3 separate regions of the Mus musculus genome follow, and all the other regions are linked to region 1. Evidence: chromatin loops called from intact Hi-C (ENCODE). Cell type or tissue: heart. All regions are shown on one strand.

Region 1 (8,000 bases):
GATGCAACTTCTAGGAAGGGCCAGCAAGGGTGGGGACACATTCTTTCTCTCCCTCTTCCCAATGGCTGATAAACAAGGAAGCTTGAGTAGCCATTAGCAGAGGACGTGTAGGCCACACTCTGAGGACGGGCACATCTGCAAGCACAGTGAAAAGCCACGCTGGTTCTGAGAAGCCCATAGACTCCCTTTACATTTGAGATAAATAAACCTTTTTCCCACCTTTGGTCATTATTTAAAAATATCTGTCACACACAGGCTAGCCCAATGCTAACCGACACCAGAGAAACTGAGTTCGCATGGCTGACTGCTTCTCAAACAGTAGTGAGGTGAGGAGCAGAACCTCGGAGCCAAGATGCCTTCCTAGGGGACCGACCTTGTGCAAATCAATTACACCGTACCCAGGGTCACCTGTGGAGACAAAACAGTAGCAACCTCCGAGGTGGTTATAGGGAACAAGTCAATATTCATAAAGCACTTGAACTATTCTGCCGTACAGTAAGCACTATTTAAGCATTAATTAAATTTAAATACATTTGGTGCAGATTCTGAGGTGACAAATACCAAACTGTTTCTGTGGGCAGTCTAACCTCCACAAGCACTCAGGAAGTGGCTCCTCAGTCCTAGACCACACTTTCAGAGGGAGCAGGGCAAGGCAATCATATTACTAATCTTTTTTTTCTCCTGTTTTGGAAATGTGTGTGTAGATTTTTACTTCTAACAGAGGACAGTGGCCTGAAACTTAGAGCCTGAGATCCTAACCACCGCCCAAACCAAAACAACAGCCTCCAAACCCGAGCCCTACGGCCTGTCCTCCATGATGAACTGAGGTAACAGAACTCACAGATCATGTTACTCCCATTTATCAGAGCACCAGATCATTTCCCAGTTGACCTGACATACTTCTAAATGAGAAAAAAACAAAAATCTTCCTCCTGTGGCTATCAAAAGGTCCAGGCAACACGTTACACATTACCCACTCGCCCCCCGCCAAAACACAATTCCTACCTAAGTCCCATTCTGTTCTGGAATAAAAAAGAATGAAGTCTTGCTGACTTGGCTTCTTGTGCTGGAGCTGAATCAGGGGCCTTGTGGACGTTCTCAAAGTTTTTTCCAATCCAGTTTATACCAGCGCTGTTGACAGAATGGCTCTCTGGCTTTGTAATCTCAAGGGCAGCTCTGGGTAAATGAGCTCTATCAAGAGCAGTAAGTCACAACCCACCCTGACCAGTTCCACACAGCAGCATGCAACCCATCTAACGAGCACACAAGGGGCTGGAGAGATGGCTCAGAAGCTGCCGCTCTTCTAAAAGACCCGGGGTTCCATTCTCAACACCCACATGACAGCTCACAGTCATCTGAAACTCCAATTCCAGGGACCCAACCATCCTCTGGGAAAAGACACATAAATAAAGACAAAATATCAAGACACATAAAATGTTTTAAAATAGCCGGGCGTGGTGGTGCACGCCTTTGATCCCGGCACTCGGGAGGCAGAGGCAGGCGGATTTCTGAGTTCGAGGCCAGCCTGGTCTACAAAGTGAATTCCAGGACAGCCAGGGCTATACAGAGAAACCCTGTCTCAAAAAACAAAACAAAACAGAACAAAAAAAAAAGTTTTAAAATGAAAAAATAAGATAAACAAAGAGTCCACACGGTACCCTGGAGGTTCAGGCAGGAGGAATGTGAGTTGAAGCCAACCTGGGCTACAGTGAAATGAGACAGGGTGCCTCTAGGTAGCTCCGACTGCCCTAGATCTCGTTCTGTAGATTAGGCTGGCCTCCAATTAACAAAGAACCCCCAGCTTCTGATTGCTGGGATTAAAGGCTTGGTCCACACCTGCTAATTTTTAAGGTTGCGCTTTTGGTTTTGTTTTTAAATTCACACACACACAAATGCAAGAGACCAGCTGCCCAGTGGTGGCACATGCCTTTAATCTCAGCACTGGGAAGGTACAGGCAGGCTGATCAAGGCCAGCCAGGTCTACAGAGTGAATTCCAGAGACAACTAGGGCTACAGAGAGAAACGGTGTGTGTGTGGGGGGGGGGGGGGCGATATATGGAGAGGGAAGGGAGGGAATTTTGATACAACTTTAACACCCATAATTTTAATACATATAAAAATAGTAAATTTTTAAAATGAACCATTTGGCACATCTGACAACATCAACAAGAAAGAGCTGACATATCTTGACCTACTAATCCTCTAATAGCTCTGGTCTGATCTGTGTCCAAAGTTTTAAATTCTTATGAAGTCTCAAATGGATAAAGGTCACTTCTTCGCTGCCTCAGTCACCTCATGCCCCACATTATCCTGCTTCCACACCCCCCCAGTACAAAAGCAGGCGACAGAATTAAGGTCAGCAAAACTGCCCTAGCTAAGTAAACTGCTAATATAGAACTGAAGGAAAAATTAAAGGGCAGGAGACAGTTTCGTGTTTTTAAAGCTCCACACTCTGACACTGAGGAACCATAAGCAACGATATGAACCTTTTCCCAGAAGTGAGCAATAATCAGGACAGATGACACTGACGAATCCACCCACGCTGTCACCAATGACTGCTAATAAGAAACCTGGGATCCCTACAAAGACAGCCCCACAACACAAGAGGGAATTAAATCCTCTGAGTCCGTGATGGGTCGACACACAGCTTTGGGCCAAACTAAAATAAATAAATAAAAGGTGAAAGAGAATAGGTCTAAAACCCTGAATCTGGAGGCAATGACTAGCTACTTGTCCCAGTAGTTTGAAGCTAAGGGACCGACTGGAAAGCAGCTTGGGTCAGGACTTTTCTGCCCCGTATCTGGTCAATTTCCTCTTTTCTCTTTTCGCTCACGCCTTCCCCTGCAAAAAGGTTCTGATTGATTTCTTCATCCCGCGAGGTTTCTCCACTTCCAGTCCCCAGAAGCATCCCCAATCTCGCCGGGGGCTGGCGCTGAAGTTTCTTTTCTGCACCCTTTCGATTCCCCCTTTCCCCGGTCCCAGGGCGCCGCCCCCGCTGCGCCCGCACCCCCGCGCTCACCCCCTGAGAGTCCTTGACGAAGTAGCTTCCACTGGAGCCCTGGTAGATGCGCTCGGGATAGATGCTGCACTCGATGGCAACCTCGGCCTGCCGCACCACCACCTCGAACTCGGGGTCCTCCGGGAAGTCGTTCCGCTCGCGGTGGGTCTGAACGGCGTGCGCCGCCACGGCCGCTTGGGCGGCCAGGGCCTGGGCCTGCACCGCCACCGTGTGGGTCTGGCCCTGCGCCGCCGCGCCCCGGGCCCGGTCCAGCAGGGGCTGCCGCTCCCGGTCGTGGCCGGGCGAGCACGGCGGTGACGGGCCGGAGCCGGCCGCCGCCGCCACGCGGACCGCGCCCCCCGGTACTTGCGGAAAGTGAGCTCCGGAGCCCGACGGGAAGGTGTACTCCGGGGGTTGGGCCCGCTCGGGGGACACTAGCGGGCTCGTCTCGTCCATCCCTCAGGCCGCCGGCTCGGGGACCCGGCGCGCTCCACACCAGCGAGCTCGCGGCCGTGACCAATCCGCGGCACTCCCCCACCTCCCGCTTGGCCAACCAGGGAGCCGCGCCTCCGTAGCTCCGCCCCTAGCCTGTCCTGTTTACTTGGCGACGCGTAGGCACGGCCCCTCGCGCTTGTGTAGTGGCCAATCAGAACCTGCGCCTACGCAATCGCGGCCTCCTTAGCTTTCGCGTCACCTTCTGTGGAGACCGCGCATGCTCGAGACAAACCCGGGTTAGGTACGCCCTCTGCCCTTAGCCCGCCCCAGCTTCCAATTGGCAGACAGATCTTCGGAAGCTTTTCCGATAGCTGCTTCCTTGCTAACTTATTGACTGGCTACGCTGAGCTGACTGTGAAACTGCAAAATGTCATTTTTGTGTCACTAAGCACCAGCTATGGACAAAGAATTGAAACGACAACAATGACATAGGTCACTTGTGCTATCGCAATAAGTTAAAAAAAAAAAATCCTAGTACCTCAGCCGGGCGGATGCCTTTAAACCTTTAAACCTTGCACTTGGAAGTCAGAGGCAGGTAGATCTGTTTCTTTGAGTTTGCGGCCATAGTGAGTTCCAGGACGGCCAAGATTACACAGAGAAACCCTGTCTCGAAAAACCAAAAGTAAATAATAAATGTCAGTCTTCATGCAGTTTACATAGTATGCTTTGCTCATATACTATGTAAATCTGATCATTGAGGAAAGCTTTGGTCCCTTGAGAATAAATTAGTCCGTGACTTTATTCACCTGAATGTCTAGACACAGTTGGTCCTCGTTTTCATTAATAAAAGGAAGAAGCTTTGTCCTCACTCTGTATAAGCACCACCGGAGACAGATATAAAGCTAACAATATTAGCTGAAAGTTCGCAATAGTTCATAGACTTGAGAACGTGAGAAAAGGCCGTATACAGGGTCTGTACCAAGAGCCAGCTGCTAAAGGAAGTAGCTGAATTGCAAGGGGAGAAGGGAAGAAAAGGCATACCATGCACAGGGAGCATTGCCAAAGTGAAGGAGGAAGAAGGCTAAAGCCTATTTAGGACACCCTGCTTGGCTGAGGAAAAGCAGAGCTAAACACTAAAGGCCTAGTGAGCCAGCAGAGGGCACGTGACATCCGGAAGCTTCAGAGGGCAGAGCTTGCAGGAGTGCAATGTAGAGCGCATCCACTCTAAACCTAGAGACAGAACAGAGGCTGCAGGCATGGAGGAACAGCTAAGGCACTTGCTGCTCTTACACCGGAACCGGAACCGGAACCGGAACCGGAACCAGTTCCCAGCACTCATATCAGGTGGGCCACAAAAACCTCTAAGCCTTGCTCTAGGGAATCTGACACCCTCCTTTAAGCCTTTTCAGGTACCTTCACACGGACAGGCACAGAAGAGAGAGTGACAGAGAGAGAGAGAGAGAGAGAGAGAGAAGAGAGAGAGAGAGAGAGAGAGAGAGAGAGAGAGAAACAGACAGATTCAGAAGAATAGAGAAAATGATAATAATAATAATAATAATAATAATAATAATAATAATAATAATAATAATAAGGAGGGACTGGAGCGATGACTCAGTAGGTAAGAGCATAGCACCCACATGACAGTTGTCTATGTAACTCAAGCTCCAGTGAATTTGACACCCTCGCACAGGCACAGAGTGCAGGCAAAACACCAATGCATATAAAATAAATAATAAAATAAATAATTTCAATACAATTATAGTGTAAAATGTAATACATAAAAACATGGGCTTGGAAATCAGAGATGTTTGAAGTTAAGCTCTGTTCTATAAATTATTAGCTTTTTTTAAGAAGTTGATTTTTAAATTTTCTAAAGTTCCCCATCTATAAAATGACAGTAATCACCCTTACCTATAATCAGGACACAAAAAGCCTTCCACAGACATCCCCTTTCATAACTGCTGAGATTATGATTAATGGGATTTTTGTTTTTCATCTCAGAACCACCAGCAAGCAGAAGTTTTCACAGAAGATGACCAATCACATAATCACCTTAATGTTTTCCGTTTATTTCATTTTTGAATGATCGCATGTACACGTGTGTCTCGTGTGTGTGCATGTGTGGTAGTCAGAGGACAGTAACTGGTTCTCACTTCTATGTGAGTCCCAGGGATTAAACTCAGGTTGTCAAGCTTGGTGACAAGTGCCAACCTGGTGACCCATCTCACCAGCCCCCATCAGCCTACTTTCTTGAGTCAAATTATTATTCCGACTCGAGAGAAGTACTGAACCGAAAGAGCTATTGTTTAGTTGTATGTGTGAGAATGTCTCCAACTTCTTTTTTTCCAATGAATCCTTCCAGGGCTGAGAGGCTATCCCAGTGGTAGAGTGTTTGCTTACCATATAGAAGACCCTGTGTTCACCTCCAACACAACAAAAAATAAATACACCATCCTGGCCAAAGATCTATATAGAGTTCAATGGCCTTTTATAGGTAAAGTAGCTATGTAGCGATGTCTACCTAACTCATGTAGTGATATAATGGGTTCTCAGAACCATGGAAATAGTATTTGATATCATTCATCTCATTTAGCTAATGGATTTAATATTATGGGCAAGGAAAGATCCAAGATTCTGAGTTCTCCCTGGAATTCTGAGTTTTCCCCTCAAACTTTATTTCTGTGTCTGCCACTTGGGACTAGGTTTCTCTTTTAGGTAAGTCTATGTCGAAATACACATGGAGAGCGCTTACCCAGTGCTAAGTATGTGCTGGGCGTTGTATCTTACATGGATTCGCTTCACTAACTCCCATTATAACTCCAATGATGTTGGATGCTGTGTCCCAAGGAGACAAGGTAATTTGTTCTTACCAACAAACCAACAAACCATCTTGCTGGCCAAAGAAACTACATTTTGCAAGCTTTTGTTGTTGTTGTTGCAAATTTATAGGTCTTTCCATAATTTGGTCTCACATAATCTGTGATTTAATCTCATTTCTTCATATTTCCTAACACAAGTTCTAAAGAGATCCCTTTCTTTACATTCTATTTTTCAATGACTGCACTTATTTGTTTTGTTTTGTTTTGAGACAGGGTTTCTCTGTATAGCCCTGGCTGTCCTGGAACTCACTTTGTAGACCAGGCTGGCCTCAAACTCAGAAATCTGCCTGCCTCTGCCTTCCGAGTGCTGGGATCAAAGGCGTGCGCCACCACGCCCGACTCAATGACTGCACTTTAATCTACAATCTATTCCACAGTTTAGCTTATATTACCTAGTGAGTATTATTAATACCATATTGAATTTATTGGTCTGATCTTATTTTACAGGCCAGAGAGCTCACTAAGTTACTCAAAAACATACACAATTTGTAAGTAGCGAAGATAGGATTTGAACACAGAAATCAAATCTTTTCAAATTAACTTCAAACTACCGTTCTTTTGGCGTTATGTTCTCATACAGGTCCTGAAAAGCCACCCTTATTTTCATCATTACCATTTTCTAACCTGCAGCTGAAGAAATCCCAATCCAAAAAGCTATTTGAAGCCATTTGCTTTGTCTTTCAATGCCTCACACATGTCATATGAGTTCCATGAGAGAAGCAACGACGGACAACCCTGGCTTCCCAAGCCCTGAAGAACTTGCTGCCCACACGCACTTCAATAAATAAACATACAGCTATACAGACATTCGGGAACAGTATTTGGGAAGATTTGCTCCAATAATAGCAATATATTTTAAATACAGAAGACGTGGAACACAGTGATTCCCTATGAATGCAAATGTGCAGCGCATCATTAATTACAAAGCTGAGCTTCTAAAGCACGGTTTAGGTTTTCTCTTCATACTTAGCGGTGGAGTTGTTCATGCATCTAAAAATCACAACCTTTAGAGAGGGTAGCCACTTTGAACACTTGTTCAGCCTTATTTAGGATTAAAGTTTATGCCTGGAGGTCTCTGGAGAGGGGAAACCTGGGTCCTTGTTTTCTGTTGGGACTAATGAGATTGGACAGCCGGCTCAGCCCCACCTCTCTTTCAGATCTTTGGCCCAGACTCCCAAAACACTGGGCCCCTCACAAAGATGGCACGAAAGAGGGCTGGACCAATGGGGAGTGGCGTTGCTCGCGGTTGCCTAGGTAACAGCCAATGAACAGCAGGAATTGTGCCCAGTGCGGCCCGTCAGGGATGGCGGCGTCCAGTGTGGCTGAGGCGGGTGGAGGTGGCGGAGGGGAGAGTGGCAGTTGGGAGCCCAGAGCAGCAAAGATCCTAGCTGCTGGAGACCCGCATCGCGTTGGGGCGTGACAGTCGTCGCCCAGAAGCCAAGCTCAGGTAGGCTCGCGACGCGGGTGGGAGGAGGACCTGGGAGTGCGGTCCACCAGGTAGGGACTAAGGCGGCAAGCAGGTGACTGGGCTAGGGAGCGAGCCTCTGTCCTGGCTGTACTGACCAGAAGGTGGCTGTGAGTGGGACCCCAAAATTGGGTTTGGAATTTCGATCCAGAGGTTGTAGCCCCGGAGAACACAGAACACTGGTTATCGAGAGGGGTGTGCCAGGCTGTGTCTGGAGGGAATG
Region 2 (8,000 bases), 160 kb after region 1:
GAAGACCCCAAATCATCAAGTTAGAGCACTTTTCAATTAGGCCAGTCATCAGCTATGAAAATAGAAAAGGTCACTTTTCTATAGGATTTCCAGTGTCATTATTCCAACCATATTACAGGATGTAGGGAATGAAGGTCATATTTACATTATACTACATGATTATGCAGGAAATCCCAGGTAATTTACACTTGAAGGGCCACAGTAAAGAGAAACAGCTTTAAGTCGGAGTTCTTTTCTGTGTGTGAAGGACACATGTGGAGGCCAGACATGAGTATCGGGTATCTCTTCCCCTGTCGCTCTCCATGTATTTCTTTACAACTGCATGTAAGTGGACCATATTAAAAGTATCTTTTATTGGCCTGAATTAGTTGTTGTCTCCCCTCCATCTGCTAACCTAGGCCCAGTCCTAGAAGCTCCTAGCCTCCATACAATCTAATCTCGGCCTAGAAGGTTTTCAGCCTGAGACTTATCGCTGATTCTGGTTCATCTCAGCTGTTCTGCCTCAAAACACTCTCAGCTTCTCCTAAATTACTATGCGTGGCTTCATACTAACTTTGGCAGTATGTTCTAATCTTCTGGCTCCTTCTCATTCTCTGGCTTGTTCTCTCTCTGCAACCTGTCTCTGTAAAACTGTCTCAATAAAACTGCCTCTTTCCTCTCTCTGCACTGCTCTCTTACACATCTTTCCTTTCCTCTCTCTTCTCATGAGACTTAGGCATATCCTATCCTGTCAAAATCTTTCTCTGATTCATCACTTTGTCTGCCACTCAGTTAGACATCACTTTCAAACATGGGTGCTTCCTTCTACAAACTAACTTTACCTTCATTGTTTGGGATTAAAGGTGTGAACTAAGCAAGTGTCTGTATTCCAGCCAGAGGGATTAAAAGTGTGTGCTAAATCTGAGCCACACCGGGGCTGGTGAGATGGCTCAGTGGGTAAGAGCACCCGACTGCTCTTCCGAAGGTCCGAAGTTCAAATCCCAGCAACCACATGGTGGCTCACAACCACCCGTAATGAGATCTGATTCCCTCTTCTGGTGTATCTGAAGACAACTACAGTGTACTTACATATAATAAATAAATAAATATTTAAAAAAAAAAAAAAATCTGAGCCACACCACAACTAGACAGTTTTTCAGTAAATAAATAACATAATCTTGGGATTCACAATGTGATCAAACTTGCTGCAACAGTACCATGCTTGTGCCTAGTGCCATAGCCAGAGGATCCCTTGAAACTTTCAGATGGCTGTGAGCTATAAGAACAGTCAACCACCACTTGCATGACATAAGATACTTTGTCTCCAATTTCACTCCCAGTCTTATCCTTGGGATATAGCAACCAAGTTAACTTCAAGTATTCAGAGTATGAGACAGTAGTGGGAGGGACCTGCCCTCTTGGGAGCTTTTCCAGGTCTTCTCTGTTTAAGTAGCATTTCTGTGGTTGATAGTCTTGGCCCCAAAATTCCCAGACACTGACTGCCCAGGCAATGAATACAACTGTGGACACAGAGACACCAACAGACTTTCCATGATAGTCTCATTAGCTTCGTAAAAATAATCTGTTTTAATGATGGATGGATAAGGAATACTGCTTTGCCTTCAGCAACCTCACTGACTTATTTAACAGGCAGCTCATGACCCAGCAGAAACTGGATGCAGCTACTCTGCTGTGGAGATGGGTTTCAGTTCAGTAACTGGAGTAAAGTACTCTCCTTGCACCCTGGCTCAACCCCACTTTAAAAAGTTTTGCAAAAATCATTAATGATCTCCTTCCACAATCTTGGAAACCCCAAGGTGAGATAAAAAGATGCAAAAAAAAAAAAAAAAAAGCCTGCAAGAAAACTGAAGCGTAATGGGGAAAAGACCAATAGCCACTTCACAGGGTAAGAGACCGGCCTTTCCCATCACTTCCTATGAAGCTGAAAGAATTAAAAGGAACTGTTGAAAAGAAAGATTGAGGGGCTGGTGAGATGGCTCAGTGGGTAAGAGCACCCGACTGCTCTTCCGAAGGTCCAGAGTTCAAATCCCAGCAACCACATGGTGGCTCACAACCATCCGTAACAAGATCTGACTCCCTCTTCTGGTGTGTCTGAAGACAGCTACAGTGTACTTACATATAATAATAAATAAATCTTAGAAAAAAAAAAAAAAAAAGAAAGATTGAGGCACACGCCTTTAATATCAGCATTCAGAGGCAGAGGCCAGCCTGGTCTACAGAGTGAGTTTCCAGGACAATCAGTTCTATCTAAAACATAGTGTGTTATCCCACCTAAAAAAAAATAAATAAAGATCCTCAAAACTGGGCATGTGTGTACATCTGGAGACAAGCGGATTAGATAAAAATGATCCTTGGCTTCACAGCCAGTCTGAGACCAGCATGAGATACACGAGAATGTATCTTTATAAAGAATCCGACTGTCAATCACCTTCTCCATCCTTGAGTTCTGTGTGAAATGCCTACTTTAAGGCTCGATTGACCAATTCTCATCTATGTATACCCTATTTAGGGTTCAAATCTTTCCATAAGTAGTCCTGGAACCTTCTTCTCTAAACCTTAAATTCTTATACATACAAATGTATGCGTGTACATACATACATACATATACACACATATGCCCAAGGTTTAAATCAAATGCTTATAAACATCTTAATACCTGGCTTGTAGAAGTATTCAATAAATACTTGTTGAATGAATGACCTGGAGAGATGCAGAACAGGAAAGGCTGGCAGCTGTACAGGAGCCAGCAAAGACACTCTCACCAATGTGATAACACCCAAGTATTTGCTGCGCTCATCCTTTCTGATTAACAAAGAAATAAAACCAGTATTAGAATCATAGCTCTAGAGATCAATAACCTAGAGGACAAATCAAACCGGAAATCAAACCCGTAAAATGGAAAGCTTGTGGTGCCTATCAACTCTGAGTGAACAGAGTGAGACCAGGACCCTCTCCCCTCAGCCTAATGGGATATCAGGATAATGACGAGGCTAGAAAAAGACGTATTAAATGGGCCACAAGTGAAAAAGTTTTCCCTCAGGAAACAGAGAAAAAGCAAAGTCGTATTTACATCTAAATGTGGCGGGAAGGCACGAATGACCTGAATGCACGGAGGAGGAATAAAGCCAGCATAATTTCTCCACACTCCAAGTACTGCCACCTCTCAGTAGGACCCACAGGCCACAGTGGCCATCTGCCACCAGATTAGAGATTAGCAGGCAAGAGCACTCCCCTAAATCACCATCTGTATCTCAAAGAAGCCTGGCTGACAGGGAGGGAAGGGGAGAGAGCAATAAACTCCAGAGCCAATAGATGAAAGTGAGATCAAAGTCATGGCAAATTTCATCCGGAAAAAGCTGCTGCTCCCGGAACCTTTGCCACCTCAAGCTGATGTCAGATATCAATAAAGCACAATATTCTATTAATGAAGGCTTCTTTCCCGGCTAACATGCTAAAAGGGAAAAAAAAGCAAAAGGAATGCTATGCTAACGTCAAGCTGCTCATTCATAGTTAAGGAGCTCACACTCTATAGAGTATCTGCCTGCAAGAGAAGAAACTGTCGTTCTACAAAACTAGAAAAAGGTTGTGTCTCCAGGTGCAGCAGGGTCCATCTATGATGGGCTCAGGTCCAAAAAAAAAAAAAAAATCGGCTTAAGCTTGGGCTGTCTCGAACCAACTTCGACACTTTGTTGTACAAAGCAAACCTGGATCTGAGTCTTCAAACTCATGAAATGGGCGAGTTGGGGCTGAAAATGCGTTCGGACCTAGGAGGACGCATCCACGCAGGGCAGGTCGTAGAGAGATCAGGAACTTAACTTAAAGGCCTGGACACCGGGACTCGGATGGGAAGCAAGAACCGCGCCTTTACTCTTACCTGCCTCCTGCCAGCTTCTCAATCAGCCAGATTAGGCCCAGTCTCCCTGTCCGCCACCCACTGCCTCCCCTTCCAGCTCAGGACCCAGGCCGGGCCGAGCTAAGGCTGACCCACCATGGCCCTCAGCCCACAGCGCTAGCCAGCGGACCGGGACCCGCCGCCCGCCCATCACCACCCAGCTGCGCAGGCGCGAGGCCCGGAGCCCGCAAAGGCACGCCCAGAGATCTGTCCCGGGGCAGCCTGGGAAATGGAGTCAGACCTCGCTCTTACACCCCGTGCGGTCGAAGGCGCCAATTGGTACTCGTGTAACTGCGAGGCCGCTCCTCTAGCTGACCAATGAGAAGTCGTCTTGGTTCTCATCCGGGTTGTGGATGGTGGCAAGCATGGCACCACCGGTGAGGTACTGCATCCCCGGTAAGTGAGCGGTCTCCGCACGCAGTTCCAGGCTGTGTGGCAACCAGCTTCTGGGAGCCCGTGGCTGAGGCAGCTTGTCTTCTGCAGGCGAACGTCTGTGTAACTTGGAGGAAGGCAGCCCCGGCAGCGGCACCTACACCCGGCATGGCTACATCTTTTCGTCGCTGGCTGGCTGCCTGATGAAGACCAGCGAGAATGGCGCGGTAAAGGAAGCGGCTACCCAGCGCGCGTTCCCTCTCCGGGTGCCGTTGAGTTCCGGTCCTTGGGCACAGGCAGAGCGGGCGGACGCGTCTTTGGTGGCTCAGCCGCAGAACGCTTTGGTCTCCCGGCTGTGATCTCTGCGCTGTGCTGAAGCACACCGGCCGCACACCCGTTAGGTTAATCTGACTTAAGTTCTGTGGATGCACACAGAAGGAAGTGGAGGGAAAAGCACGCAAATGTAAGAGTAGCCCAGCCAGCCGAGAGCTTCCTCACGTGGTACATCTCGACTACCCCTCCGCTTTCATGTGTCCCACGTCACTGACATCAATGTAGTAATGCTGGCGATTTCCAGTGTCTTAGTGCACTAAGCTCGCTCTTGTCGCGAAGCCTGTGCAATTCACGTGTCGTCTATCTGGAACACACTCCTGCTCAACCCCTTTATTTAATCGGTTTTTTTAGTTGTTTTTTTTTTTTCCCAGAGAAGCCCTTCTGGACCTTCTGACTAAAAAAAAGTGGGTTTGGTGGCAGAAGGATCGATATGCCCAAGAATCTCCCTCCAGGGCACTTATTTAAATGTTACTCTTGATCACTAGATTCTTGCCCAACTAGACATTTAAGTGGAGCCACGATTGGTGGTACACCAGCGTATCCCCAGCTTCTAACAGGCACAGATAAAAGCAATCGTTGATACATGTAAGACGATAAAAAATAAATAAAAACTAAAACCTTAGACTTGTGGCTCATCAGTACAGAGCTTACGTAGTATGCTGACCCTGGGACCACAGATCCAATCTCCCGAAAAAATAAAAACTCTTTAGGAACTGGCTAGACCTAAACATCTCTCTTTGTGTTGAGCTTATTTGTAAAAACAGATTCCAGTCTGTTGGTTCTGGAGATAAAGTCAGCCTCAGCCTGTGTGTTTAGTCACTGCATCGATGTCTCTTGAGCACTTTCAATGTGACCTGCTCAGGGCTGCCCTTATTTGCTACTGGGGATAGAGTCACGAGCCCAATACACAGCTTTTCTTACTGAGGAGGCGGACAGAAATCATGAGCAAATGTACAAAAGAATTGTGCGGTACAATAAGAACATGTAACAGGCTCTGTGCATTCTAGACAGTGACAGGATTTAGTCATCTGAATATAAGTAGAGGTGGAGGAGAGCAAAGAATGTGATCCTCCTGTAGAGAATGGGTTAGACGGACACTGACATGGGAGGGACTTAGTAAGGTGAGGAAACCGCACCAAGCAAGAGAGGTAAGATGGTACTTGCCAGCTGCCATTGGACTAAAACAAGAGTTGCCATTCTGTAGCATTTAATTGCAAGATCTGACTTATGAAGTGTAAAAAAAAAAAAAAAAAGTATAGCTTGGAAGAGTCAGGATATTCATAATTATAAGCAAAAGGATTTGTACCAGGAAATTCCAAGAGAATCTTCAGTAATTTACAACTAATCAGAAAGGCTATATTAAACCTGGCCACCTAATTCTAATGGCTTCTGATCCTCTATTTCCTAAAATGACTGATGTCCTCTGCTATAGGCTAAAAACTAATCTACAGGCTGCTTTCTCAAACCAAGGCTTACTTAGCCACTACACTGACCTTTCTATTTTCTCCACAGGTTCCCGTGGTGTCAGTGATGAGAGAAACAGAGTCCCAGTTGCTTCCAGATGTGGGAGCTGTCGTCACCTGTAAGGTGAGCGGGTCCTAGTCACTGTGCTATAGCTGCCATGGTCGGCTGCTGAATTCAGTAGTCGCCTGGCTATATAGGGCTGTTGAAGTTTATTTGGATGTGTTGACTCAGGCCTTTAATCCCAGTACTTAGAAGGCAGAGGCAGGTAGATACGTGAGGCCAGCCTGGTCTACTGAGTGGTTTCAGAACAGCCAGGGCTTCCTAGAGAAACCCTGTCTCAAAAGAAAAGAAAAATGAAAATTTTATTTTTAGCCAGGCTACAATATAGATACGATTCATCCTATCTGTGGTCTCAGTATCTGGAAGCTGAACAGAGTTATTGGACAGTAGTTCAAGACCAGAATAGGCTACAGAGTGAGACCCTGTACCCCACAGTCCCAACGCTCTTCACATTTTAAGTAATCAGTAGCAAATCGTGGTTAGTGACTGCCATATTGGCTGGCATAGGACTTTTGTTTGGGGGGTGTGGGAAAGTGATGGACTCCTCTGAAGTACACCCTTGGGTCTAGCAAATGATTCTTTATTTTGTTTTGTTTTATCGCGTGTGAATAGTCACCTTGTCTGCGTCATATGCATGCCTGGTGCCACAAAGCCTAGGGAAGGGTGTGGCACCCCCTGGGACTGAAGGCGCAGATGACTATAGGCCCTCGTGTGCCTGCTAGGAATTGAATCCAGACCCTCTACCAGGGCAGCCAGTGCTCTGTAACTGCTGAGCCATCTGTCCAGCCCCAGGAAATGACATCACAGAAAGTTTTGCAGGCATAGGTGCACACTCCTCAGATGGTGCTTGAGAGGTGGGGGATCTCAAAGGGGAGCCGGGCTGCGTGGTAGATCTGTGTCCCAAAGAGAGAAGACAGACTGGGCAGCATGTGCCTTTAATGCCACCACTCAAGAGGCAGAAGCGGGCGTATCTCTGTGGTTCAAGGCCGACCTGGTGTACATGGCTAGTGCTGATACGGGGGGGGGGGGGGGGGGGCTACATAGTAAGACCCTGTCTTAAACAAAGGGGAAAAGGGGAGGGGTGGGGGAGAGCATGGGTCAGTCAGTAAGGTGGCTTATCTGGTCAGTCACTTTCCATGCAAGCCTGCTGACCCATGTAAATATGAATCCAGGAGAAAACCAACTCAACAATGGTGTCTGGTCTGATCAACTTGCCACATACTAGAGTTAACCTGGAAAGAGGGAGCCTCAGTTGAGGATTGGCCTCTGTCAGCTTGGCCTGTCTATGGGACATTTTCTTGATTGACATTTGATATGGGATGGCCCAGGCCATTGTGGGCAGTGCCACCACTAGGTTAATGATCTTGGATTGTATAAGAAAGCTAGCTGGGTAAGCCAAGGAGAGCCAGTAAGCAGCACTTCTCCATGGCCTCTGCTTCTCTTCCTGACCCTAAGGTTTTGCCTTTACGTTTCTTGGCTTTCCCTGATAATGGACTGTAATGTTAGGAGTCTTCCCAAGTTACTTTTGGTCTGTGTATTTATCACAGTAACAGAAAGTAAACCGAACAGACCTCCACACTTCTGCACTTCTGCTGTGGGACATGAGCCTGCACTCAGTGCACCCAACACACACTACTACTACTACTACTAATAATAATAATGAATTTCTAAAAGGTGAGAAAGGCTTGCTCTGTTTATTTTGTTTGAAGAAGTTTCACTGTACTCTGTTGATCTGAAGACTTCCAGGATCAAGGTAGATAGTTCAGCATCACCATTTCCTATGCAGTGAGTTAAGATCCCAGCCTAGCATCAAGAATTCATAATTCCGGGCTGGAGAGATGGCTCAGCGGGTAAGAGCACTGACTGCTCTTCTGAAGGT
Region 3 (8,000 bases), 170 kb after region 1:
TTACCTGTTTACAGAGCCATCATCTTGCCAGGCCTCCTGATGCTTAACTTACTCTTTGGTTTACCCGTTTGTATGTATGTATGTATTGTATGTGCACCATGTGGGTGTGTGCTAGAAATCAAACCCACATGGTTTGATTTTGTTATATACAAAAGCAACAAGTACTCTTAACCACTGAGCCACCCCTCCAATCCTTCATTCTTAAACTCTACAGGAGATTCTGGGAAGCCATGTTGGACATCCAACAGTTATTGGTTTCCTTTCCCAACTTGGTTACGTCAGTGTATTTAATGGCTGGTGAGGTGTACTTTCATGTGTATGGGTGTTTCCCCGTGAGTATGTTTGTGCACCGTGTCCAAGGCCAGAAGAGGATGTTGGATCCCTCAAAGTAGCCAGCCACCTCTGGCACCTTTAAAACAAGAACTTAATGTGCATCTCAAACTGAATGCTGTGGTTTTCTCAGACCACAGACACAAGACAAACAGTAAAGTATTGCACATCACTCCTTTATTATACTGATCTGGAAAGAGACTTAGTTGTTACGCCCAAACGAGCTCTGAACCCACACGGTAGGGTCAAGCAGCTGGAACATGATTCAGACAGTGAAAGACAAAAACTCGGACATGATCCAGGGGTACTTCACCTCTACAAAACAAGGCCAAGGGATCCAAACACAGCAAGAGGTACAAGGAGTTTATCCCACTGATATGAGGAATGGCTTATTTTCTGGTGACCACACAGGACTGTTTCAAATGTCACTAGCAACCTCAGAGTTGCTTTTGTGTGCTGATAATATGTATATATACTTTTTTTTGTAAAAGTAAGTGTAACATAGACTTGACAAGATTGATCCCAACCTTCTAGGGCCAGCAGCTCCTTTAGGGTCAGAGAGAAATTAGGGTTAAAAATCACCATGAGGTTACTTCCACTCTCCACTGGAATGACTATGCCCCCAGTTACCTAACTGCAGGAAGAGTGCAGGACAGGTTCCAGGGACAAAACTGGACTGCAGCTTTTCATTGGTCACACCACAGCACAGTTCCTCCCTGAATTCTTCCTAAGCAGACCCTTAGTAAACAAAGACCTAAGAAAAACTATAGTTACTATCTCTCAACTCTCCTGGTACAGGGAGCTGTCCCTCGATGTGGTCCGAGAACCTGCACCCCCAGAGGCGTTATTCTGACTAGATTCTATGAAGGGAGTGGGTGCAGGGGATAAAATACTACAATGAAAACGGGAGCCACAGGCCCCCATCTGCAGCTACAACTTAAACTTAAAATCCTAAAGACATAGTCAGTGTGGCAGGTGCTGGGGAGGGTGCAGGAGGCAGGAACAGGCAGGGAGGGTGTCGGGGTAGGAGTCTGCCTCTTCGCCTTCACTTCTTCACCTTGCCCTGAGCAGCCACAGCTTCCATGGCTTTGCGCACGGTCTCCTCGTCTCCCAGGAACTGCATGGGCTTGATGGGCTTCAAGTTCTTGTCCAGTTCATAGACGATAGGGATGCCCGTGGGCAGGTTCAGCTCCATGATGGCCTCTTCTGAGAGACCTAAAAGAGCCACCATTTTCAGCCACAAGAAAGAGTCCACATCCCCTATAGATTTACTCTTTATCTACTAATAGCAAAGCACTTAAGTAGGAACAAACAAAACATCCTTTCTGTGGATCTAGTGGATCTTAGTGGATCTAGTGCCCCATGGACCAGCCCCCAATTACAACTTTCAAGCCTCTTAACATTAGAAAGAGTGACTAAAGTATACAAGATTCTAAGATGAGCCACCAACAAACTGCAGAAAGTTACACTACAGAAATCCCTACAAAAGTACATGTGGAAAAGCAGAAAGGACTATGTTCTCCTGGAACATCCTATAGCCTAGCCACCTGCACCTCTAGGTCCTCAAGGCCTCTAGGACCTGCATCATTATGATCACAGTTTCAGCCGGCACTCCTAAAGCAAGTAAGCATGTACGTTAATGCATAGAGTCACTTAGCATGTGACAGTTCTGAACTGAACATCCTATATATAGCAGAGTGTCAAAGGCCCACTGTCACTATTTTGTAACGCACTTCCTGTTGCCTTAGAATCAAGGTCTCACTATATAACCCTGGCTGGCCTGGAACTCTAAGTGATTCTCTTGCTTCAGCCTCCCTGGTGTAAGCCACCACATCCTGCTGGCAGACCGTAGATTGAGAAAGGAAGAAACAAGTTTGTCTTTAAGTCCATCTGCACTATCATACTTTCCCCAGAGGTTTCCTTGCTACAAAACTCAGTCTGATGCTAACAGCTGTGTTTAATCATCCTTACGGACTCCTGGAAGAAGATACACTTACCCTCCAGATGCTTAACGATGCCCCGAAGGCTGTTGCCGTGGGCGGCAATCAAGACCCTTTTCCCCTCTTTGATCTGGGGGACAATTTCTTCATTCCAGAAGGGCAGTGCTCTGGCAATAGTGTCCTTCAGGCTCTCACAGGAGGGGAGCTGGTCTTCAGTAAGGTCTGCGTACCTGCGATCCTAAACAACAACAAAGGCTTATTTCAAGGTCGCCAGTTATTCCAAGTTGCACTTCATGTCTATCAATTCTACCTAGCTCTGATCTTAAGGGATTACGTGACTAATGAACATCTCCCTCAAGGGTCCAGAATGCAGCTCAGAACTTGAACAAGATGATCAGTAGTCACTGCTCTGCATCCTCATTTCCCAATCCAAAACACATAATTTAGAATCCAGGGAAGAGGTTTAACAAAACAAACAAGGTTTCCCAATTCACTTTAGTTTGCTGCTAGCTTGGGAAGGCTGGAAATGGCTTTATAAATGGCAGTGGAGATGTGGAAAGAAGGTACCCTCTCAGATACAATACTAACTTCTAACTAAATCCTATAACAAGTGAAGGTCATTACTTAGCAATGGGAGTTATATTACTTATTACTATTGTAATTTTATAAGGTTAATGACAAGATGTAGACACAAAAGAGGCCTAGGGCTGGAGAGATGCTCAGCTGTTAAAAGAGAACACTTGCTGTTCTTCCACAGGACCCAGGTTTGGCTCTCAGCACTCAGAGGTTCACAACCACCTCTAGCTCCACAGGATCTGATCTCTTCTGACCTCCAAAGGCACTAGGCAAGCATGTGTGCACATATATACAGGCAATATATACAGGCAATATATACAGGCAAAACACCCATACACATAGACTTGGAAAATAAGAACTTGGAGTGAGGCCCACATGCTAACTCAATGCTGATGAATTGACCGCACCTGCATCGGTAACCATACCTTGCTGATGTTGCTGTAGAAGGGGTGATCAGGCTCCATGGGAGGCGGTGGGACATCATAAGATCGTCTCCAGATCTTTACCTGGGCCTCACCATGCTTAGCAGCAGTTTCTGCTTTGTTGAGACCTGTCAGACCGCCATAGTGTCGCTCATTGAGGCGCCAAGTCCTGACCACTGGCAACCACATCTGGTCAATGGCATCCAGGACTGTCCAGAGGGTCCGGATTGCTCTCTTCTGCACAGAGGTGAAGCAGATGTCAAATTCATAGCCAGCATCTAGAAATTAAGAAGTGCAAATGAGCCAGGTATTGTGGCACATGCCTGTGATCCTGGTACTAGGGAGACAACAGGGCTTTGTGAGTTCAAGGTCAACCTGACCTCCACCGCAAGTTCCAGGACAACCCAGGCTACAAAGAGTCCTTGTCTCAAAGAAGGAAAAAAGTCCAAGTGAGAAGCTAGCAAGGCTAACATGAGCTCCAAGGATTTTATACAGAAGTCTCTTTGGCAAAGCATTTATTATCCTTGCATCCCTTGAGTGAAATTTTGTCGACTTACATTACAGCAAATAGCACACTTCCTCTTGACTCCAATAATTCCAATAATGCAGTGTTAACCAACTAACCTGAGGCTATACATCTTACTCTAACTCCTGAACACATTTTGATTGAAACCATGTTCAATCCCCAGAACCCACACAGTGGAAGGAGTGATGACCACAAGTTGTCCTTCCCCCATACATGCACCCCAAGGCATGCACATGTGTACAGACCTGTGCTTACTCAATAGAAAAATGGGTTTAATTTTGTTTTAGTGAAAAAGGATCATAAATAAAGGGCTGAAGGGGTGGCTCAGTGGTTAAGAGCACTGACTGCTCTTCCAAGAGTCCTGAGTTCAAATCCCAGCAACCACATGGTGGCTCACAACCATCTAGAATGAGATCTGACGCCCTCTTCTGGTGTGTCTAAAGAGAGTGACATTGTGCTCACATACATAAAATAAATCTTAAGCCTTCTACACCAGGAAGGAGCAAAAGGGGAAAAAAAAAAAGAAAAAGAAAAAGGATCATAAAATTATGAACTCTGGGGCTGGAGAGATGGCTTGGCAGTTAAGAGCACTGACTGCTCTGCCAGAGGTCCTGTGTTCAATTCCCAGCAACCACATGGTGGTTCAGAGTCATCTGTAATGGGATCTGATGCCCTCTTCTGGTATGTCTGAAGACAGCTACAGTGTACTCCTATACATAAATAAATCTTTAAAACATGTGAACTCTTTAAGTCATAGCTAACCTTTCTAAAGGGCTCATGCTCCCATACCACACTGTGATTTCGTCTTCACTAGAATCCTATGATGTTACTATCTTCTCAACCCATTTTTAGCAGACAAGCAAATAAAGACAAGCACTGGGCTCGGCAGCATGTTTTTAATCCCAGCTCAGTAGAGGGAGCCTGGGGGAATCTTGAGTTCAAGCCTAGCTAGTTGGACTTGTCTTTATATTTTTGAATTAAGGAGCTGTCCCTTTTCTTATCCCAGGACACACCCCTGTGTTCACCAGCACACAAGGCCCTCTTCAAGTTTAACCACAAACTTTTCTGGGCATTGCTTCATATTGAGACTAGCAACAGTTATTAAAAAAAAGAAGTAAAATTTCCTGCCAGTCAGTCAACTGACAATGAGGCCACTGAGACCAGCTAGTGGGGACAGGGAAGATTAATACCAGGAAAACCACTACCACCCACAAGGAAAGACAATCTCACCCCCGAGCCTCTGGACAAGCTGATGAGAACTGACAGCCATCATCACAGCCTTCACCATCTCCTTAACCAGGAGAGGAGGGATGTTCCCCAACAAAAGGCTGAGTCACCCACAGAACAAGCCTCAGCACCCGTGATGAGATGCTACAGGCTGCTGTCTCACTGCAATTATTTCCAAATAGTCCCCAAGGACAAAGTGGTACCCCCTGAGGACCCTGGCAAGAATGCCATAGCATCAGAAGCACAAAGACACACCCATTTAATCCAAAGTACAGCCAGGGGGACAATGGACTCTCATCCCCCCCTTCGCCCCCTCACCCCTGGCCTTCCTCCGCCTGAGGCTGCATGGAGGCCTCTCTAGTTTCCTTCTGAAATCTGCAGGAGGAACACTGGTGGAATGAATGGTATGCACCTTGGGTCTTTTCTGTTACTCAATTATCCACAGGAGCCCTCAGTCGGTTTTTGCTTTTAATCTTCCATCCTTTAATCATCTGTGATATCTCTGGGAGATGCTAAACTTACAGTAGCTTTATAAAGACAGTCCAGCTGTGTAGTCCAAGTTGGCCCATGCTCTATAGCCTCCCTTCTTAGCTGCCTGGGTGCTGAGAAAAATTACAGGCATGCAACACCATGTGCGCCTAACGTGTGAGGTTCTAAAACTTAGTGCTATAGTATTTAAGGTTGAAATGGATCTTGTTATTTTCCAGCTCAACGTATAATCATCTTATACCCAGAGAACAGAGGCAGTTAACTTTGTCCTGAGCTAGGCATAAGCAAACTACCACAGGTCTACACAGTGCTTCATGGCACAGAGCTCAAGAAAATGGCTTCCTTAACCAGTACTTTCCTTTTTTCTAGCCTCTCCTACATAGGCCATGCATCTCAAAAAGCAATGTTTCCTTGCCTCAGGAATTCGTATTCAAAATCTTCCCTCATCTGAAAAGGGTGTACAAGAAGCTAGGGAGGGCAACCAAGACACAAGATCACTTCAGGTAGGCATGAGCAACCCTTTTACACAGCTACTGCCGTGTCCAAGTTAGGATGTGCCCTAATCACCAAGAGAAGTGCCTCTTCACTACAGGGAGCGGGGAGGCCTTGCTTTCTTATTAGCATTCCAAAATCACAGAGAACTGTGGGTGGTGCGGGGCACCCAGCATGGATAGGCAAAGGCGAGCTTATCTCCTGGACGCTTTCACCCTTTGCTCTGCCTCTGTCCTTGGCCAAGGGCCCGCCAGTTCCTCACACTTACTTGTTACTCCACCCAGAAATGGGGCAAGGACACTGGATTAGAACTAAGTTTTGTATGACCTTGGACAAATCTTTCCAGTCACTTTTCTAAACTATAACAAGAGGACGGAGAGAGGTAAAAAGGAGGGAAATTAGATCTGCCTGCTTCATAGGGCTGGAGAGAGCATCAACTGAAATCACCCACTCACATTCCTGGATTCGGTTTTGTGGTTTGCTGCTGTGCTACAAAGCTCTCCGAAGCACGCGGTTTCCAGGTTGTCTCAAAGGCCATTAGACATCCCCACCTAACACCCCCCCACTACCCAGGGCGAGCCCGTGACCTGCCGCTTCGCCATGATGGGCAGGCGCCTCAAGTATACTCCGGTACAGCCACTGATGTCACGGGGAATCGTCCGCCAGGCGCCCTAGGCCCTCGTGGTACCCTAAAGGGTCCTGGGCGCCACAGGTGGGGCTGCTCGGACCGGAAGAACAGATTTTAGCCTAGCGGCGGCTGTGCCCTCTTTCTGGCACAGACTCTCAGACTTAACGGGGTGACCTTGACAAGCGGGTTCCCCACCCTGCGTTCACCTCCCCAGATGAAAATTCAACTGCAGAGGCCGACCGAAGTGCCCGCCTCTCGAGAGGGCCCGGGGGCTCAGGCGACCCCTAGGCCGGTGCTGGCCCAGTACGCCACACAGCGCTCGTCCCGCTCGTACCTCGCAACGCCTGCCCGCCGCGCTTCGCCTCCTCGTGGCCCGCCGGGCTCAGGTCGGCGTCGTACCAGCCGCTGAAGCGGTTCTCCAGGTTCCAGGCGCTCTCGCCATGCCGGATCAGCACCAGCTTGTAGGCAGCCATGGCGACGGGCAGAGGATGCAGCAGCAACTGAGGATCGCCGAGATTCTCTTCGCAGCCCGCCCCCCGCCCCGGTCGCGCCTGCGCACTTACAGTCTCCCGCCCCGCTTCCGCGCACTTTCTCCCCGAAATCTTTCCACTCGCTCGACAGACCGCCGCCCGCCCCGTGTGCGCATGCGCCTCAGGCAAGTTCTGCGGCCTGCTAAGGGGGGGGTGTAGTGCACCGCGGCGGCAGTGCGCATGCGTTGTACGTAGCGGTACCCGCGTGCTACCCGGCAGTCACGGAGCGCACGTAAGCAAGGAGCGCGGAGGGTGCTGGTTGCGAGCTTGAGCTCCAGGCGCCGACTGGACACGCCGCGCTTCCTCTTTAGGGATGATCAACTATCCTCTGACCAGTTCTTCAGCCCTGCCAGGCCACAGTCCCATCCCTGCGCAATTCCAATATACACCCTTTTCCTTTTAACTTGTACTTCGGACAAGTCATAAGACGTCTCAGCCTCACTTGTAAAATACTCTATAAACCTAAACGTGGGTTGTTGCTATTTCCCTTCAACAGAACATTGTTCTTTTGGGTTGTTTTGTTGTTTTTTGTTTCTAGTTTGTTGCTTTTTTTTTTTTTTTTTTTTTTTTTTTTTTTTTTTTTGAGACAGTCTCTCTGCGTAACCCTGACTGTCCTGGAACAAGTTCTGTAGACCAGGCCTAGAACTCAGAGATTTCCTGTCTCTGCCACCGAAGTGCTAGATTAAAGGCGTGGTTCATCACGCCAGTTAGAGCACAGCTTTTTTTTTTTTTTTTTTTTTTTAAGATTTATTATTTATTTTTATGTAGCTGTACAAATGGTTGTGAGCTTTCCTGTGGTTGTTGGGAATTGAATTTTTTAGGACCTCTGTTCGTCCTGGT

What was found. Hi-C counts contacts between places; a loop is a spot of excess contacts. Peaks named below come from ENCODE experiments on the same cell type or tissue, not always from the same donor. Only the 100,000 strongest peaks of a DNase experiment are listed, where the experiment ranks them.
Region 2: a loop joins it to region 1, with 2.4 times the contacts of the local background. A loop is called at or near these places in 1 of 42 quality-filtered maps.
Region 3: it touches region 1 in a loop (2.9-fold over the local background); 1 of 42 quality-filtered maps calls a loop at or near these places.

What each region holds. Positions count from the first base shown.
Region 1 is chr19:42,085,956-42,093,955 of GRCm38, reverse strand. It overlaps Morn4 (MORN repeat containing 4), which reads left to right and starts at 7,586. Exons shown (of 5, transcript NM_198108.2): 1 at 7,586-7,759. It overlaps Pi4k2a (phosphatidylinositol 4-kinase type 2 alpha), which reads right to left and starts at 3,521. Exons shown (of 9, transcript NM_145501.2): 1 at 3,020-3,521. The coding sequence starts at 3,454. In heart, a CTCF peak has its summit at 3,416; DNase peaks (open chromatin) are centred at 3,655, 4,595 and 7,555; H3K4me3 peaks cover 3,506 bases; H3K27ac peaks cover 3,151 bases.
Region 2 is chr19:41,929,540-41,937,539 of GRCm38, reverse strand. Exosc1 (exosome component 1) reads left to right here and starts at 4,226. Exons shown (of 8, transcript NM_025644.4): 1 at 4,226-4,288; 2 at 4,376-4,491; 3 at 6,110-6,184. The coding sequence starts at 4,258. Zdhhc16 (zinc finger, DHHC domain containing 16) reads right to left here and starts at 4,095. Exons shown (of 11, transcript NM_023740.3): 1 at 3,875-4,095; 2 at 2,657-2,802. In heart, a CTCF peak has its summit at 4,151; a DNase peak (open chromatin) is centred at 4,129; H3K4me3 peaks cover 2,725 bases; H3K27ac peaks cover 1,284 bases.
Region 3 is chr19:41,911,151-41,919,150 of GRCm38, reverse strand. It overlaps Pgam1 (phosphoglycerate mutase 1), which reads right to left and starts at 7,280. Exons shown (of 4, transcript NM_023418.2): 1 at 6,965-7,280; 2 at 3,272-3,546; 3 at 2,328-2,508; 4 at 486-1,545. The coding sequence starts at 7,103. The coding sequence ends at 1,376. In heart, CTCF peaks have their summits at 4,241 (motif pointing left) and 4,441 (motif pointing left); DNase peaks (open chromatin) are centred at 6,250, 6,600 and 7,290; H3K4me3 peaks cover 4,083 bases; H3K27ac peaks cover 3,036 bases.